Linked DNA regions of Homo sapiens: region 1 is linked to region 2. The links are chromatin contacts, found by Hi-C or POLR2A ChIA-PET in ENCODE. All regions are on one chromosome and are shown on one strand. The core of a region is the stretch at or near the end of the contact, and the rest is flanking DNA. Distances in the headings are between cores, read along the strand shown. Region 1 overlaps ELAPOR1 (endosome-lysosome associated apoptosis and autophagy regulator 1). Region 2 holds the start of PSRC1 (proline and serine rich coiled-coil 1).

The links. Hi-C counts contacts between places; a loop is a spot of excess contacts on that map. ChIA-PET counts read pairs that join two places held with the same protein, here RNA polymerase II (POLR2A). Pooled maps may share reads with other maps.
Region 1: a loop to region 2 is called in a pooled map, with 2.0 times the contacts of the local background. The contact joins the enhancer-like site here to the promoter of PSRC1 in region 2. A Hi-C loop is called at or near these places in 1 of 50 pooled maps. POLR2A ChIA-PET finds 5 or more read pairs at or near these places in 2 of 52 experiments (A673 and activated naive CD4-positive, alpha-beta T cell).

The regions. Positions count from the first base shown.
Region 1 is chr1:109,131,944-109,135,642 of GRCh38, reverse strand. All of the region lies in intron 1 of ELAPOR1 (endosome-lysosome associated apoptosis and autophagy regulator 1), which reads right to left. Among named protein-coding and RNA genes, the nearest start is that of ELAPOR1, 20 kb to the right of the region's middle. Within about 2 kb of position 1,626, at least 14 of the 41 ENCODE cell types and tissues checked have a DNase peak (open chromatin) inside an H3K27ac peak, as active enhancers do.
Region 2 is chr1:109,281,895-109,285,443 of GRCh38, reverse strand. PSRC1 (proline and serine rich coiled-coil 1) reads left to right here and starts at 2,299. Exons shown (of 8, transcript NM_001032291.3): 1 at 2,299-2,381; 2 at 2,708-2,764; 3 at 2,869-2,926; 4 at 3,384-3,549. The coding sequence starts at 2,746. RefSeq lists enhancers at 1,788-1,837, 1,205-1,930.

The DNA of each region.
Region 1 (3,699 bases), core at 377-2,876, 150 kb after region 2:
AAGCTTAAACCAATGGTTCCCAAAGTGTGGTTTCAGGACCTGTGGGGGCAGCAGCAGCAGCAGTAGCCCCTGGAGACTTGTTAGAAATTTGAATTCTTGGAGCTGGGCACGGTGGCTCACACCTGTAATCCCAGCACTTTGGGAGGCCAGGGTGGGCGGATCGCAAGGCCAGGAGTTGGAGACCAGCCAGCCTGGTCATGTGGTGAAACCGTTTCTACTAAAAATACAAAAATTAGCCAGGTGTGGTGGCACGTGCCTGTAATCCTAGCTACTGGGGAGGCTGAGGCAGGAGAATCGCTTGAACCCAGGAGGTGGAAGTTGCAGTGAGCCGAGATCCCGCAACTTCACTCTAGCCTCGGGGACAGAGCGAGACTCCATCTCAAAAGAAAAAAAAAAGAAATTTGAATTCTTAGGCCTCTCTCACTGACCCATTGAATCAGAATCTCTGGAGTAGGCCTACCAATCTGGGTTTTAGAAAGCCCTCCAGGGGATGCTGATACCTACTGCAGTTTGGGAACCCTGCTCTAAACCAGGAAGCTGCCTGGGAAAAGGCAAGAGTAGGTGTGGAGTTAAAGATTAGCTTGGTCATTATTTTTTCTTTTGAGTCACCTGCGTAGTTGCCAGATTTCCAGAAATCTTACCTTGTCCTCCAACCATTATTGCCATTATTTATGCTGAAAAATTACATGATCCCATGATTTTTTTTAAAGAGAGGGAGGAGAGAGAGAAGACTGCCTGGAGGCAATTACTTAAATCCATTCTTTCTTCAAGTTTCTTTCCTCTGCTGGAAATGATGAGACCTCCTATGGGCAGCCCTGATGAGAATTCCCAAGTTCAGCTTCAGCCTTCCCACCTAGCAAGGAGAACTAGCTGTCCTCTCTAGGATAAGACTGGCAAGATGTTGTTAAAGCCTCCAGAGGGCTTCAAAGTTGTAATGACGAAGGTGAAACCAGCTCAGCTCCGCAGGGCTTTATCTACACAAGCAGGAAAGAAACGGCAAAAGCAGCAGGTGCAGCAGCCGCCTGAGCAGCCACGGTTTCTTATCAGTAGGCCAACGGGGCACTGCCATAAAAGCTGGCTGTTCACTGGACAGATGTTCTTTTTTATGTTACACAGAGGGCCAGGACTAAGCTTTGCAGGAATAACCTGGTTTTAGAGGAAGCTACTTTTCTTCTTGGGGGTCTTGGTGGCGGAAGAGAGCAGCCAGATGCCAGCCAGAGGGGAGAGGCCCACAGCCCTGTGAGGTCAAGAAGCCCACACCAGGGCTTCACCATTGGGCTCCACCTGGAGAACCTATGAGGCTTTGCAGAGTAAAATCTGAAAACACCCAAAGCTATGGCAATAGGAGGAAGCAGTGCCATTGAGTCGCCTTCAATGTTTCCTCCGGGAAACTGTGATATTGACCACTGTGAAAAGGAGAGGTGAGGCTGGCAGGAGTGGATTTGGAGAAAAGAACAGAATCTAAAGGAGAACACTCAAGCACAAGCCATTTGCCTAAGTTCACTTTCTCAGGTGGCTTCTGCTACAAGGAATAAAAGGAAGTGCTCCTTTATACAGTACTGAAAGTGTTAACAGCACTCCTCTGCCCCCTCCCACTTCCGCCCACCCATGACCAGGCACTGACAGTTCCCCTGGGCCAGGCTGGCGCAACATCACTGGGAACAGGAGTCCACATTAGCACCTCACACTTTGCCAAAGTAGAAATGGCCTGGATCCAAAAGTGAAATTTGGTGGAAGAAATTAAGACAGGATGCCATTCTCCCTAATTTTCAGGAAGGCCTCAGATGATCCTTCTGCTTTTTAGCAGGCACAGGAGGAAACAGGACAAATCTTGCCATTTCTTTATTTTTATGCCCACTGATAAACAAGCTATCTATTTCCTCCCACTCTAAGTAGTGCCAACTTCTATAATGGTTCATAGACAGTAATTAAACATATCCCCTGCTATTCCAATTTGAGACAAAAGAAAATTACCCTGGCCTAAAAAATAAGATAGATTCCACTTCTACTTCACACATATATGATGGAGAAATAATAATCATTGATCCCATAATAATCTCGGTAGATACTGGGAGATAATATCCGGAGATACTACAGTCTCAGTAACCATAGTAACTAATTGGTGAATCTCTCTGCAATGTCTTCCTCTAATGTTGCTTGTCTTTTCCATTCTCATGCCACAGACAGACCATCAGTACATCTTTCTGTTGCACCTGCCTGCTAAATGATTTTCCCATGTTTTTTTTCATGGGCTGTGAGCACTACATATTCTAATTTTTTTTTTTTTGGCTTCTACTTTGGCCACTAGAAAGCTCAGGGTCAAGTTTCCAGTCCATTTGCTTATATAGCATTCATATATTCATGTAATGATTCTTTCTGCATTTGTCATTCTAAGTTGTACTTTTTTTTCTTTGAGACAAGGTCTTGCTCTGTCACTCAGGCTGGAGTGCAGTGGTGCAATCAGAGCTCACCGCACCCTCAACCTCCCAGGCTCAAGGGAGCCTCCCACCTCAGCCTCCCAAGTTACTGGGACCACAGACATAAGCCACCATGCCTGGTTAATTTTTATATTTTTTGTAGAGACAGGGTTTTGCCATGTTGCCCGGGCTGGTCTTCAGCTCCTGGACTCAAGTGGTCCTCCTGCCTCGGCCTCACAAAATGCTGGGATTACAGGCATGAACCACCATACCTGATCCTAAGTTGTATTTTTTTCTGCCATAATTTTTATTTTATATTTAGATTTTACTATTTTGACGGAGGTATTTCCTAAAAACCGAAGTCCTTGTAGATAGGGGCACAATTAATTCATTAGTTAATTAAGACCATTCATGGTTTGATCCTTGCCTTCCTCTCCCACCTTATTTCTAACTGTGGTCTCCTTCCTTCTGTCTCTGCTCCTCCCATTACACTGGCCTTCCTTGGGTCCTTTGTACTCATCTCAGGGCCTTTGCCTGTGCTGATCCCTACCCTTGCATGGCTTATTACTTCTGGACATTCTTCAGGCCTCGCTCAGTTATCATTGTCTCAGAAGAGTTCCCTGAACTTTTGGCTTAAGTCAAATCCCCTAATATGTGCTCTCATTGCACCATGTACCTTTCTTTGTAGCACTGTCAAAGTTGTCATTTTATCCTTATATGATTTGATTAATATGTACCTCTCCCATTAGACTACAAGCTCTCTATAAATAATGCCTGGCAGGCTGGGTGCGGTAGCCCACAGCTGTAGTCCCAGCACTTTGGGAGGCCGAGGTGGGCAGATCATGAGGTCAGGATTTCGAGACCAGCCTGGCCAACATGGTGAAACCCCATCTCTGCTAAAAATACAAAAATTAGCGGGATGTGGTGGCGGATGCCTGTAATCCAAGCTGTTCAAGAAGATGAGGCAGGAGAATTGCTTGAGCCCAGGAGGCGGAGGTTGCAGTGAGCTGAGATCATGCCATTGCACTCTAGCCTGGGTGACAGAGCAAGATTCAGTCTCAAAAAAAAAAGCCTGGTTGGTCTGCAATAAATTTTGAATAAATGAATAAGTTCATATACACAAAGATATTAGTTCCTCTGGCTCCATTTTTTTCTGTTGTCCAAAACAAGTATCTAAGCATATCACTCCCCTGCTCAAAAAACACAAGTCATTCTCCAGTGTGTTCATAATCAAGTCTAATCTTTCTCCTTACCACATTCTCCAAGGGCCTCCAAGTCTGGC
Region 2 (3,549 bases), core at 1,050-3,549:
AAAGAAAGAATTCAGGACGGGTCCACAGAGTAAAGTGAAAGTGAATTTATTAAGAAAGTAAAGGAATAAAAGAATGGCTACTCCATAGAGCAGCCCCAAGGGCTGCTGGTAAGCTATTTTTATGGTTATTTCTTGATTATATGCTAAACAAGGGGTGGATTATTCATAGGTTTTCTGGGAAAGGAGCATGATTTCCTGGAACTGAAGGCTCCTCTCCCTTTTATACCATATAGACGTTGCCATAGCATTTGTAAACTGTCAGGACGCTGGCAGGAGTGTCTTTTAGCATGCTAATGAATTACAACTAGCATATAATAAGCAGTGAGGATGACCAGCTGTCACTTTCTTTTTTTTTTTTTTTGAGACGGAGTCTCACTCTGTCGCCCAGGCTGGAGTGCGGAGGTGCGATCTCGGCTCACTGCAAGCTCTGCCTCCCAAGTTCACGCCATTCTCCTGCCTCAGCCTCCCGAGTAGTTGGGGCTACAGGGGCCCGCCACCACGCCCGGCTAATTTTTTGTATTTTTAGTACAGACGGGGTTTCACCGTGTTAGCCAGGATGGTCTGGATCTCCTGACCTCGTGATTCGCCCGCCTCGGCCTCCCAAAGTGCTGGGACTACAGGCGTGAGCCACCGCGCCTGGCCTACTTTCTTTACCATCTTGGTTTCTGGCAGATTTGGCCGGCTTCTTTACTGCACCGTTTTATTAGAGGGATGTTTGAGATCTGTATCTTGTGCGGACCTGCTGTCTCCTCCTGTTGTTACCAGAAAGGGGTCCGGATCCAGACCCCAAGAGAGGGTTCTTGGCCCTTGCATAGGAAATAATTCAGGGCAAGTCCATAAAGTGAAAGCAAGTTTATTAAGAAAGAAAAGGGATAAAGAATGCCTACTCCAGAGGCAGAGCAGCCCGGAGGGCTGCTGGTTGGCCATTTTTATGGTTATTTCTTGATTATATGCTAAACAAGGGATGAATTATTCATGAGTTTTCCGGGAAAGGGGTAGGCAACTCCCTGGAACTAAGAATTCCTCCCCTTTTTAGACCATGTAGGGTAATTTCCTGATGTTGCCATGGTATTTGTAAACCGTGGTGATGCTGTCTGGAGTGTCTTTTAGCATGCTAATACATTATAATTAGCGTATAATGAGGACTGAGGACCTCCAGAGGTCAGTTTCATCGCCATCTTGGTTTCGGTAGGTTTTGGCTGGCTTCTTTACCGCATGCTGTTTTACCACCAGGGTCTTTGTGACCTGTATCTTGTGCCAACCTCCTATCTCATCCTGTGACTTAGAATGCCTAACCTCCTAGGAATACAGCCCAGGTCTCAACCTTATTTTACCCAGCCTCTATTCCAGATGGAGTCGTTCTGGTTTGAAGCCTCTGACAAGTTCACTGGTGGCCCGGGCAACATTTAGAAACAACAGAGACAACACTCCTAACAAGTTGGTTTAAGCATTTTACAAATACTGCTTTTAGTTCAGAGGGGGCTACTTACAAACACCCCCTCTAAATCCCCTAAGGGCACACGGTAGAAAACGCCTTCATAATTATCCTCGTAACACCGTAACTGCGAGGACCAACATCCTCCTTTCACAGATAAGCGAAGAGAGGTGAAAAGAGGGCAAATATACTCAAGGCAGCCGCCTCTAAACCGAAACTTGGGTTCTGAGGTCAGTTAAACTTGGGTTGCATTTGAACCTAAGCCTGCCTGCGTGAAAAGCCCGTTGCTTTCTTTGCACCTCAGCTGCCTCAGGTTCTTGAAGAGGCGATGGAGGATGTACTTCTAAGAGAACCTCAATATACCTACAATATAAGTGTTTAGGTGCTCCCTTAACTTGGAAAAAACCCACAACTGAGGAACCTCGGCCAATGCGGCGCCTGCATATTGAGTGCGCCCAAGAAAACGAATTTCCTCCCGTAGAGCGTCGGTTAGCGGCCACGTTAGGCAGCACAACCGTTCTGGAGACTGGGTGCTCGGCGGCCCAGCAGAGGGAGCGGGGCGGGGCGCGAGTTCCATACTCGTGGGTCCGTTTCTTCCCTCCTGGCCAGCCGCGCTCTGCTCCCATCTGCCTACGGGAAAGAGAGTCTCCGCGCACGCGAGCACGCGCACTCGCAGCCTCAACCCTCGGCTCCGCCACCGGGATGCAGTCTTCTGGGAACGGTTCTCCCCCAGCCCCCACCGGCTGACTTCCGGCCGGCAGCTCCTCAGCCCCTCCCCCTGAGGATTCACCAATCACGGTGCGCGTGTGGCTTGAGTAGGTGGGGCCTGAGAGATTCGAAAGGAGCCCCGCCCCCTCGGAGCTGATTCCCGGGACTAGGTTGCGGGAGAAAGCCTGTTGCGTGGAAGATAAGGCGGCGCGGGAAGTGGACACAGGGTGGGCTGGAGGTGTGCTTCGCGTGTGATGCCAGGGGAGTGGAAAGGTGGCTTGGGGAGTGCAGAACCCTGAGGATAGTGGCGGGGAGGAAGATGGGGCGTGCAGGCCGCCCCCAGTGAGGAGAGGCCAGGATGCAGGGCGGCTCCAGGGCAATCTGGGCAGTTGGGGGAGCCCTCCGTATCGTTCCCGGAGGTAGCAGGAGTAGCTGTGCGGGAGGTGCCACTCCTGGGCGCTTGCTTTGCCTCCAGCATGACCCCCGACCCTGGCTTGCACCCTGAATCTAGCTGCGAGCCTTGGGCAGAATGGATACCTGAGGAAAGGTATGGTTTCTCTCCAGCTCAGATCTAACTGGACTCTCGCTCCTGCTGGCTGGACATGGAGGATTTGGAGGAAGGTAAGGAAAGGAGGGAGGGAAGAATGAAAGGGAGGAGTGAGACCCAGCGATGGAGAGCTGCATCAGGGACCCATGACTGGCTTTCATTCTTCTTTCCCCTTCAGATGTAAGGTTTATTGTGGATGAGACCTTGGACTTTGGGGGGCTGTCACCATCTGACAGGTACCAGCCTCTTTATCCCACTTATTTTCCTCTAACAGTACCTCTTTGTCTCGAATCCCTTACTGCTGAATTATTGGCTTGGGTTGGTAACTTAGCAAGGTTTGGCGCACTTGGGGCTGCTGGGCGGCTGGCTGACTCGGGCCTCTATGACACTATTGGTAGCGGGGAGAGAAGGGAGAAGCTGGAGTTAGATTTCAGGGTGTTAAGAAGAAGGATAAGTGGATTTGCTGCATCTCCATCCTGGCATCATTTCTGATGTCCGTAAATGCTAAAGGCCTATTAGGCCCCATAGAACCAGGTATCTCATCGCCCAGAGGCCACATCTCACAGCCAGCATGGGCATCGGGGCCTAGGGTCATGTCCCTGGCTCTGTTGTGGGGCTTTTATGCAGTCTCCCTTGCATAATCTCCTGTTCCCTTTTGCATGGGCATGATGCCTGGTTTGTTTCCTGTCTCAGCCGTGAGGAGGAAGACATAACAGTGTTGGTGACTCCAGAGAAACCACTTCGACGGGGCCTCTCCCACCGAAGTGACCCAAATGCAGTGGCACCTGCCCCCCAGGGTGTGAGGCTCAGCCTAGGCCCCCTCAGTCCAGAGAAGCTGGAGGAGATCCTCGATGAGGCC